Linked DNA regions of Homo sapiens: region 2 is linked to region 1. A link is a contact called in ENCODE Hi-C data. All regions are on one chromosome and are shown on one strand. The core of a region is the stretch at or near the end of the contact, and the rest is flanking DNA. Distances in the headings are between cores, read along the strand shown. Region 1 overlaps MINDY4 (MINDY lysine 48 deubiquitinase 4). Region 2 has its middle 9.0 kb from the start of LINC03013.

The links. A loop is a pair of places that touch in the nucleus more often than their neighbours do. Pooled maps may share reads with other maps.
Region 2: a loop to region 1 is called in a pooled map, with 15 times the contacts of the local background. The contact joins two enhancer-like sites. A Hi-C loop is called at or near these places in 3 of 37 single-sample maps with no recorded cell type and 2 of 50 pooled maps.

Annotation. Positions count from the first base shown.
Region 1 is chr7:30,796,644-30,802,522 of GRCh38, reverse strand. All of the region lies in intron 5 of MINDY4 (MINDY lysine 48 deubiquitinase 4), which reads right to left. The region is part of intron 7 of INMT-MINDY4 (INMT-MINDY4 readthrough (NMD candidate)); the gene reads right to left. Among named protein-coding and RNA genes, the nearest start is that of MINDY4, 28 kb to the right of the region's middle. RefSeq lists enhancers at 1,608-1,737, 2,604-2,723. Within about 2 kb of position 2,807, at least 6 of the 41 ENCODE cell types and tissues checked have a DNase peak (open chromatin) inside an H3K27ac peak, as active enhancers do.
Region 2 is chr7:35,722,541-35,728,419 of GRCh38, reverse strand. No RefSeq gene overlaps it. Among named protein-coding and RNA genes, the nearest start is that of LINC03013, 9.0 kb to the right of the region's middle. Within about 2 kb of position 2,944, at least 7 of the 41 ENCODE cell types and tissues checked have a DNase peak (open chromatin) inside an H3K27ac peak, as active enhancers do.

The DNA of each region.
Region 1 (5,879 bases), core at 1,558-4,057:
AGAAATAAGGCCCCATTCCAGGCCTCAAAAAGTTCATGAATATAAATATGAGTTATCAAATCATTGTTCTATACTGAGGGTTGTCCAAGATACTGAAGGAACAAAAGAAAGCAGCCAAACTCTGCTAACCAGGATAGGATTAGGGTGAGATAATCAAGAAGCCTAAGGTGCAAAATTTTAAGAGACCTTCCCTCTCAGGTTAATGCAGGTGTCCAGCCTGCAGCTGAACAACTGTGAGAGTGAGTAGCTCCTTACATTTTGCATCCTAGATGCTTCACCTCACTCAGCCTTGTTCTGGTCCTACTAACCTCTATGTGGGCCTTTATATGGGATTCTGGTAGCCAGGAACTGCTGGAACATAGCTAACAGAGCAGCACAAAAGCATCTTGGAGTGAGAAAAAAAGGAATACAGGAAAGATTCTCCATAATACCACTCCTGCTCTCTCACACTCATCTCCCAAATATTATCTCAGAGCCCAACAACTTCCTTCCATCTAACAGCTGCTACTTCTCCTGCATGGAACATCTTCCCAGCCTGTATCCCAGGACTCAGAACCTAGGATGGAGCTGGCAAGGGCCCAGGTGTGGTCCAAGGGAGATCTCAGAGCTGCCATGCTGATGTCCACAGATGGACAATACAAGATCACTCATCTTCCCTTCCAGGGGGATGTGTGGCCACTCTCTCACTTCTTTAGCCGCACTTTCTGGATCTCAAAGGAAATCTGAGTCAAGGGAAATCTCTTTCCTCTGCAGACGCATCAGATCAGAGACTTGGAAACCATGGAACTGAAGGTACCTTGGGGTTATAATAACCACACAAGGTTTAGGGGTCATCAACCCCATTTTTGGAGGGCTCAGAGTGGCCTGTAACATGCACTGGAGCTGTTTCTCATGTTTAATCTCCTGTGCCTACTTTCAGGAGGCCAGCAATCAGAAGGAGAAATGGCATTCCACTGTGGACTGGGGGCACATGTATAGGGTAAAATGTGATCAACAGGCTGAGAAGTGGGGAGAAGTGGCTGAGCATCGGGCATCAATGGCAGGTGTGGAGGACAGCTGTATCCACCACAGAAGAGAGGTCCCCAGAACAGGTTAAGAAGGTGAGGCTGAACCAGTGCAAGAGCCCAAGCAGGCCACTATCCACACAGGATGACCGGCATGCTGGAAAGGAAATAGGTATTGTGTGTCTCAAGAGTCAGATTTTGAACCTTAATAGTCTGATGTGAAGTCCAAATAATGCATAAAGACAAATTAAAATGAAAATTCTCCCCATTACTCATCCCATGAGGTGCAGATGTTTTCAGAGCTGGGATGCTCAGAAGCAGGGAACAGTCAATGAACCGCAAATGCCACATCCTCTGTAAGCCTCCTCCAAGTCCCGGCTGGCACAATTCATTCCCCCTCAGGACACAGAGAGGCATCTGTGCGCCCGTGGCTTTCACTCCAGATCTGGGGGCCTCCAGAGGCTCTAGAGGACCTGGGAGAGTTTGGGATGCACTTGTCTCTCTCCCCCTGGACTGCTTAAGAAAGGTCTGGTAGGGCCTGGTGAATGTCCCCTGAATTAAATTATGCAACAAGGGCAACGAGACTAAATCGCTGGGGTTGGGAGGATTGATGAAGATCTGCTGCCATCTACTGTCCATTCTTCTGCAAAACCTGAAAAACTGCCAGGCATCCCCAGTGTCAGAGGAGTGTTTCAATGCAAAGGCAGAAACACTGAGGCTTTGGGCCCTTGGCTGTATCAAGGCTGCAGAGACCCACAGCAGAACAAGGCAGGTTAATCTTCCCCTGGATCTGTGAATTAAAAGTACAGCCATTCCTTCTCCAATGTTACTGGTTTACCAGGAAGTCTTTTGCATTAAACACTGCCTCTCCAAGCCCAGGGCCCTCCTGCCCCCTCAATAGCGTCCCTTAACTGCTCCCTGAACTTCCACTCCTTTGTGAGGGCCACAATTTAGCACCCAATTACACAGGGCATCCCAGTGCACCCTGGGCTTCTGGAGGCAGGGAACCATATCATGCACTGGCATCCCCAGTGCCTACCTGGGCTATGACACCTCTGAACTCACTAAGACAAAAGGACGTGACCCAGCCACAAAGCCAGTAATGGGTAATATGATGCTCTTGCAGAGGGCTGCACATGTCATGATGGGAAAGGCTGTCTGAGCCTGGAAACAGTTTCGTTTCAGTCTCACCTTCTGGAGTCTGTATCCTAACCTGTAAAAGATCCCTGCTTGGCCCATCTCACCAGGGCATCCAATGCATCTAAGGTGATATCCAGGGACAGGCTTTGCAGTTTATCTTTACTGTAATACCTAGGGGTTGGGTGAATGCAGAAGGAGCCATGAGAACTGACATGGAGGCCACAGGTGTCCCACCCAGCTGCCTCAGACAGGTAAATACTTCCCAGCTGCTGTCAATGTCAGCTGCTAAGGGCTCACAGCTGCATCCTTTTCTGGAGAATCGTCCTTTGCCAAACTCATCTAGGAGGTTGCACACTGCCCGCCCCACTCCAGGATGGGCAGCCCACAGCCAATGACTAAGAGGGGCACAAAAAGCTCACTCCCTTGCCTTAAACATGGGACTAACTCTGAGTCAATTCATGCTCCACATCTCCCCAGGGGATCAGCCTGAGCCCTTAGCCCTCACACCTTTGCTGAGCTCCTTCCCCTGCCCAGTTCCACTTTCCTCACCCCACTTCCTCCTGAGAGCATGCCCCCAACAAATTACATGTACCGGAATCTGACTCAGGCTTGGCCCCTAGGGCATTGCTTCCCAAAGCTTGACACGCATGACATCACCTAAAAAGCTTGTTAAAACCCAGATTCCTGGGCTCCACCCCCAAACTTCTGACTCAGTGGGTCAGACAAGCTGTTTCTAAAAAGTTCCCAGATGATGCAGATGCTGCCAGTCCAGAGATCACAGTTTAAGAACCATTGTTCTTAGGAACCTAACCTGAGAAACCATTCAACAAGTAATAGGCAAAGGGGTTAGGGATGGTGGAATTTAACCTTGCCCTAGTCAGCCTGCCTTCAGCTCAAAATGCTGCAGCCAGGAACAGCCTGGAACAGGCCTCCAGTGACAGATGCTCATACTCAGGGCTGGGAGTGATTCCAGGTTGCTGTGTCCTAAATCCATTTACTATATACCCACAGGTGCTCAGAGGAGCCTATAGTCTAGGAAGGACTCCAAAGTCACAGGACCCTGGTTTACAGGCTCATTATTTACATAAGATGAGCCTTAGAGAGGTCAACTGAATCAAAGTAATTCAGAGATTACAAAAGAAGTCAGAAGTCTGGTCTAGGCATGTGTAGAGGGTAGAATTGGGGAGCCATTACAGAGCAGCCCATCCTACCCCTTCATTTACAGACAGGAGCACAGAGGCCCAGAGAGGCCTGGAGGTCTGCTCAGCAGACTGCAACCTGCAAGCACAAGACAAAGAAGTGCATGACATAAAGGCAAGATGGGGACTTGCTTTTACTGTCCTTAGACAGTAGCTGTGAGCAACCCTACTAACTTGGGCTCTAGTAATAGTCCTGGTGTGGAAGCCTCTTAAACAGCTTCAATAAAACCCCAGTGCCAGAGGAGAAATGTCACAGCACAAAAGTAACAGGACAGCTCACTGCTCACATGTGTGGACTGCAAGCACATGGACCCTGAACTAAGGCCACAGGAAGGCCAGTTCACAAAGAAACACCACTGGCCTGATAGAAAGTAAGATGCAGGGCTGGGCGCAGTGGCTCACGCCTGTAATCCCAGCACTTTGAGAGGCCGAGGCGGGCGGATCACAAGGTCAAGAGATTGAGACCATCCTGGCTGACATGGTGAAACCCCGTCTCTACTAAAAATGCAAAAAAAATTAGCCAGGCGTGGTGGCGGGCGACTGCAGTCCCAGCTACTCGGGAGGCTGAGGCAGGAGAATGGCGTGAACCCGGGAGGCGGAGCTTGCAGTGAGCCAAGATCACGCCACTGCACTCCAGCCTGGGCGACACAGCGAGACTCTGTCTCAAAAAAAAAAGAAGAAAGTAACATGCAGACCAGAGGTATAAATTATGGCCCAATGACCATGACCTAAACCTGCTTCTCCCACAGTCTTCATTTCAGGGAACGGCAACCCCCCTCTTACAGTTGTTCAGCAAAATCTTTGCAGTTATCCTTGCCTCCTTTCTTTCTCTAACACAGCACATCCAATCCATACACGAATCCCAATGAGATATGTGGTTTCGGTCAATATCAGACCACATATATCACAGTGGTTCCATAAGATTATAGTATCATATTGTTACTGTACCTTTCCTAAATTTAGATGTGTTTAGATAAACAAATACTTCCCATTGTGTTACAATGGCCTATAGCATTCAATACGGCAACATGCTGTCCAGGTGTGTATACTAGGAGCAACAGGCTAAGCCATTTAGCCTAGGTGTGTAGTAGGCTGCACCATCCAGGTCAGTGTAAGTACACTCTATGATGTTTCCACTTCAGCAGTCTCGAGGAGAGAGACAGGTGCACCCCAAACTCTCCCAGGTCCTTCAGTGCCTCCAGGGGCCCACAGATGTGGATGCGCTTCTGAAAATGCACTTCTCAGAACATAGCCCTGCTGATGTATGTCTGTATGTATGTATACACCCATATTCTAGCCCATGTCTCACCACCTTCACTGCCATTTCCCTGATGCAAGCCACCACCAGCTCTCTTCTACTACTGCAGTTGCCTAACTGGTCTCCCTGCCTCCACACTTGCCTTCCTCCTTCCACACTTGAATCTATTCAACACAGCAGCCAGAGGGACCCTATTAAAACACAAGTGAGATCACAGCATGTCTCTGCTCGACCTCCAAAGGCTCCCATATCTCCTAGATGCGGGAGTATCCAAAGTAAAAGCCAATGCATTCAGCAGCTTCCAGGCCCCACATGACCAAGCCCTTGCTTCCTTTCTTGCTTTTTTTCCTCTCTCCCTCATGTAGTCCAGCCTCAATCAGTAACATGCTCCCACTGCAGGGCCTGTGCACAACTGCTGTCGGCATTTGCGTCCAGAGATCAAAGTGCAAGTTCCCTGTCTCCTTTCTGGCCTCCTCTCAAGTGTAACCCTCTCTGGTAGGTTTTCCTGGCTACCTCTTTATAAAATAGCAGCTCTGTCCCCAGGGCTCCCTGTCACTCTTCCATGATTTATTTTTCCCCTTAGCACTTGTAATCCTCAGATATGTTATATATTTCCTTGTTTTGGTGTTATTGTGGGCTGCCTCGTCTCACTGGAAGTGGAAGATCCAAGAGGGCAGGGACTCAATCTGCTTTGTTCACAGCTGACTGGCTGGTGGGTCTGGCACACAGTAGGCCATCGCAGGTGGTGTGCTGGTAAATGTTAACAACTGGCTCTCCAGGGATGGGGACCTTGATTTGCTGCATTTGCCAATCTCCATGGTATAAATATTCTAAACATGACCAATTCCAAGCTACCAATGTGATGTCACTGAATGCAAAGTTAAGAAGGGGCACTAAAAATCAGCATTCGAAGCCAGTACAAGCCATCTTTAACATACTGCTGGTCCTTGCTAAATAGTTGTTGAATAAATTAACTGAATAAATGAGTATGTCTGTGAATTGACAGGGTCTTTTTTTTTTTTTTGAGGGTATGACTCCAGGAATTCAGAGTCTGAAATCAAGTCTACCCAAAACCAAAGGATCTGTAACATGAAGAGCAAGACATCATATGTTGGTTAGTGACATCTGTGATGGAGGCTTTAAGTGAATACAGGAGGAGCATGCCTATTTAAAAAGAAAGCTTTAAACATTAACTACAAGGGAAAACAGAGTTTATGAAAATAACTTTGCTACACCTGCAAAAGCTCAAGTGAGTCATTTCCTTTCTGTTCTCTGGGG
Region 2 (5,879 bases), core at 1,695-4,194, 4.9 Mb before region 1:
TATGAAAGCACATAATGTATGAAGATATGTACATGTATGAAAACACACAGAAGAAGATCTAGAAGTTTACACATGAAACTGTTAAGAGTGGAGTGTGTGTCTGGGAAAGGAATGGGACTGGGCTGGTGTGGAGTTGTGAAGGAGGATCGCGGCTTTTTAAAAAGTAGCTTTATTGTGGCATCATTTACATATAAAAGACTATAGCTTTTATATGAGTTTGATTTTTTTTACAATGAACTTGTATTCACATGTTGCTTATATAATATGAAAAATAACTAGTTAAAAATATTAACAGCAGGAGTGGGCAATATATCAAGTGCTTTAGCCTAAGCTGTAATCCATGTAGGGAAAGCTCTGCAGAGATGCTGACATTCATAAATGTTACTATTTACCATGTTCCAGGCACTATGCTAGGCCTTGAAGGGCTATCAATATGGGCATGATCCCTCTCTGTGTTATCTGCAATAATTAAATACACAATTTGTGTCAACCTTTACTCATTATGAAGAAGTAAAGAGGGCAACACCAGGCCTAGTCTAGTCAGTGTAGGCTCCCTTGAGGCCATGACTCACCAGCTAACACCCAAAAGTTGAGTAAAAACAGCTTAGTTACTGGAGGGACATGCACAGGCAGTAGGGGACAGTCAAGCTGAGCTGATGCTGATTGCTTCCCTGGTTCCTGTGCTCAGGGAAGCTGTTCTAACAAGAGAGAGTTCTTTAGAAAGTGTTTCTCATTGGAACCTGGTGGGGGTGTGGGGGTCGCCAGTCTATTGGAAGTGTGTGTAAATTATGGGAGGAGTCTGTGAGGGCTGTCGCCATGCCTCCCACAGTGCTGGACCCACTGTCTGTACCCCAGGTGGCTCTCGCCTGAGAGGGGGAAGCCAGTGGCATGCATCTTGCAGTGATTGACAAGGCTGCTTGGAGGTGGCTCAAAAACTAAGGACACTCTGGAATCAACAATGATGCCAAAGGTGCTGATGTCCATCAACCCCCTCATCCTTTGATAGGAACAACTGACATTTTTCTCAGTCTTTAGTATAGTAGTGTGCAATGTTCAAGACAAGTCCTTTGTTCAGCTTCCATCCATATTTCCAGCCATAAGTTCTCCTTGAAAAGAAATGCTGAACCTTGTGGTTAAAAGGTACCCATGGCGCAGGCTTCATTCTTCCAGAGCTTGTATTTTTCCTCTTTTTTGCATAATTCAATTCAAATGTTTTTTGCTTGAGTCTTGGTTTTCCAAATTTATAGATGTTTCAGCTATGGCTGTCATCCCCTTATTTTATTATAAGTCACCAATCTCCTTATTTTATTGTAAGCCACCCATTTTTTTCATGAGATTAGGTTACTCACAAAGTAGCCCATTAATTGCAATTATAGTTTAATTACAGCATGTCCAGGTCTCTCCAGACCATATAAAATCAGGTTACATTTCCTTTTGATGTCCAAATTACAAAGGTAACAACATACTCTTAGCTTGACCTCAGTGTCCTCCAGCTATTTCTGGGCGTCTCCAATGGGGTGTGTCATTCGTGTTTATAAACCAGCTGCCATAACCGCATGGATCCACCTGGTCCTTTCTCTCCTGCTCTGGTTCCTCCAGGTCTGCTTTCTGCAGGGCCACATGGAAATCCTCAGTGTTGTCACAGCCCATCATGAAAGCAGTGCTGATTAAGCTCAAAACACAGTCCTGCCCTGTGCTGCCTGGTGGGGGTGAGGGAAAGCTGGTCCATTGGAAGTGTGTGAGATTCTGGGAGGAGTCTGTTAGGGCGGTTGCTGTGCTTCCCCCAGTGCCGGACCCACTGTCCATACCCCAGGTGACTCTCACCTAAGAAGAGGAAGCTAGTGCCATGCATCTTGTAGTGGCCTGCCAGCCCAGCCAGTCCTCAGGTTGTCAAAGCAGAGGGGGTTTTATGCACAAGCAGGGAAAATGGCCTCTCATCTCAGCACTGAGCTACACTTTGTCACCTGGGAGCTGAAGCAATGATGCTTGGAACTGAGAACCATAAAGGGTTTTTTGTGGACAGTTTCCCTGCTTTCTGGCTCTTATGCATCTAACCATTGGGGTCTAAAACCAAATCCAAAGAGCTAGGAAGGAAGAGAATCCATACCATCCTTCCAACCTCCTCCTCTTGGTTCTTAGCTCTCTCAGCAACACTTGGTTCTACTCCCCAGGTCACAAAGCAAAACTTCCCAACCATATCAACAGAGACAAACAGATACTCTTGTGTCTGTGAGAGTGTAGGTGTGCTGATGGGTGTCTACACTAACAGTCTACAATTAGGTTTGACTGGTCAAAATATATTTTATGTGCTACTTAATAGTTTTAATTCACTCTAATAACTGAAATATCTGGTTTTAAGTAGATTCTGAAGAGAAATGCTCCACATTACAGTGTCTTTCCCTAAAAGATAGAACCTACATACACATTGGCCGGGTGCGGTGGCTCACGCCTGTAATCCCAGCACTTTGGGAGGCCGAGGCGGGCAGATCACGAGGTCAGGAGATCGAGACCATCTTGACTAACACGGTGAAAACCCATCTCTACTAAAAATACAAAAAATTAGCCGGGCGTGGTGGCAGGCGCCTGTAATCCCAGCTACTCAGGAGGCTGAGGCAGGAGAATGGCATGAACCCGGGAGGCGGAGCTTGCAGTGAGCCGAGATAGCGCCACTGCAGTCCGGCCTGGGTGAAAGAGCAAGACTCCATCTCAAAAAATAAAAATAAAAATAGTAAAAATAAAAAAAAAATAAAAAAAGAACCTACATACACATTGATGTCATGTAATTCACAGGAGCTGCACAGGTGAGAACCTGTTTGTTGTGGGAAGAAGCAAGAGCTCCTCCCCACTTCCCGTGCAGGGCTGGGGTACGCAGCTGCTGTTTAAGAGCAAGGCCTGAGGTCTAGCAATGTTCTTGCCCATGTGAGGCCTGGTTTTGCCTCAAAGTAGAACTTCTGAAACAGAAAGTTTCCTTATCTCCCTGGCAGGACATGCGACAGATGTGCGGCTCGCATGTTCAGTGTCCCACTGCTCAAACCCCTAGGGGGAGCATGCAGACAGGTCGTGGGGAGCTCCGGACAACTGACATTTTTCTCAGTCTTTAGTAGAGTAGCATGCGGTGTTAAAGACGAGTCCTCGGTTCATCTTCCATCCATATTTCCAGACATAAGTTCTCCTTGAAAAGAAATGCTGAAACTTGTGGTTAAAAGGTACCCATGGAGCTCCGACCTCACAGCAGTGCCTAGGGTTGAGTATTTACAGCTCCTGAAGCCCCAGTGGGCATGTGTTACAGTGTGCTCTTTCAGTTTTGCCGTCTGCAGGCAACTTGTGTTAACCAGCTCAATTAGACCCTCTGCCGTATGACAAGGACAGAGGGCCTCTGTATCCTCAGTTCTTGCCCTAGCGTACCGGAAAGAATCGGATAACATGTAGGCTTGGAAGATCGGTGCAAGGTTTTATTGTGTGGTGGAGGTTGCTCTCAGCAAGGTGGATGGGGAGCCAGAAGGGGGATGGAGTGGGAAGGCGGTCTTCCCCTGGAGTCAGGCTGTCCAGCGGCTGGACTCTCCTCTGACTGCCCCGACCGAATTTTCTGCATCGTCTTGCCTCAATGGCCTGCTGTTGTCTGCTGGTGTCTGTCGGTGCGCTCTTCTGCTCCTCTGCTCCTCTCAACGTCCAACTGCTTGTGTCCACGCCCGCTAGGGTCTCAGGGTTTTTATGGGCACAGGATGGGGGTGTGGCAGGCCAGAGTGGTCTTGGAAAATGCAACATTTGGGCATGAAAACACGGGTGCCTGTTCTTACTTAGGTCCATGGGCACAAGCCTGAGGGTGGAGCCCTCGCCAGGAACCCCACCCTTGTCTACCCAGCACTTCCCTGGCCACCTCCTGTGTCACTTCTACTGTTTCCTGGTGAAAATAGTAACACTGAGAATGAGTTGGGGTGGAACATTGACCTCTCAAAACATTTATCATTTTCTCATGTAACAATGATGGTGTCATTTCCTGTTAGGGGCATTGGGGAATAAAAACACTTTTTAAAAAGTATAAAACATTCTCTTTGGAAATTTACAATAAAAAAAAAACACGATTCTTTAGTGAGTACTTATCCAGGCACTATTTAATTTACACTCAACATGGAGCCTATCAGTCAATCGTCATATAAGGTAGAAGCTACCATAGCTTCATTTTACGAATGAAGAAACTGAGGTGTAGACAAGTTGAGTAGCTCACTCAAGGACACAGCAGAGTCAAGATTCAGACCTGGATATCCCGATTCCGGGAGCTTTGCTCTTACCTGATGCACTCTTCCCCTCACCTTTAAGAATTTGAAGACTGTTGCCAGTCAGTTCATCAGATTCCCCTCAGTATGTATTTGAACACAGCACAATCTGTAAGTTGGTGTAAAAGCAGTCATTGACTGGCAAGAATTCTAAGGGTAATCTCATCAAATTACAATGCTCATCTTTCTGAGTAGAAATTTGGGTTTAAAGCTTTAAATTCTTAAAAAATAATACAGCCTCTAAAAAAACCCTACCACTGGTTATATTTATATCTACTTGTGTTATGATATAGAAACTTAGTTTCATAAGTAACTGCCAACATGTTTCCCAAAGTGGCTGTACCATTTTGCATTCCCACCAGCAATGAATGAGAATTCCTGTTGCTCCTCACCCTTGGCAGCATCTGGGGTTGTCATATTCTGGATTTTGGCCATTCCTATAGGTTTGTGTAGTGGTATCTCACTGTTGTTTTAATTGGCATTTTCCTGATGACATATGATGTGAAGCATCTTTTCATATGCTTATTTGCTATCTGCATATCTTCTTTGATGACATGTCTTGTCAAGATCTTTTGCCCACTGTTCAAATGAGTTGTTTTCTTATTGTTGAGTTTTAATAGTTTAAATGTAGAGAGAAATAGATGATGTTTGTTTACTAGAGTAATCAAGATATAATCATTTTAAGAGCTAGTTGATAGCAAATATAAGTTATTTGCTCTAAATTTGATAATATAGAAATCTATCTCTAATATAATAATAATAGTGAGAGACTGTATTCTTGTAGGGAAATTTTTTCTAAAAAGCGTGGTAAAGCTCTGATGATTCTATAATAGGTTCAAAGGATTGGATTTGTTAGATGTTGATGATGTTGATGGGTTGCTAGATGTTAGATCATGACTCATGATCTAACATCATCTAACACAATCTAACGTGATCATCGTCATGACTCATGATGAGAGAGAGCACAGCATAGTGGTTAAAAGTATGGATGCTGGCGTTCAAGTCCCAGTATTGACACTTATTATTTGTGTGACATTGGGCAAATTACTCAATCAGTGTGGCCTCAGTTTCCTAACCTGAGAAATAGGGAGTACAATATTACCTACCATTGTGGACTGAATGTTTGTGTCCCCCAAAATGCATATGTTGAACCCCTAACCCCCAATGTAGCTGTATTTGGATATGGATATGGTGGCTCTAAGAAAGTAATTAAGGTTGAATGAGGTGTTAAAGATGGAGCCCTGATCCCATAAATTAGTATCTTCATAAGAAGAGACACCAGAGAGCTCACTCACTCTGAGGAACACAGAGGAAAGGCCAGGTGAGCACACAGTGAGAAGGCAGCTGTCTGCCACCTACGAGGAGAGCCCTCACCAGACACCAGCTCTGCTATACCTTGGTCTTGAACTTCCAGTCTCTGGAACTGTAAGAAAATAAATGTTCGTTGTTTAAGCCACCTAGTCCATGGTGTTTTGTTATGGCAGCCCAAGCTGACTAATACCTGCCTTGCAGGGCTGTTGAAGGATGAAATGAGTCAATACACATGAAACGCTTTGCACAGTGTCTGGCACATGGGAAGCACTATATAAGTGTTAGCTGGAATTG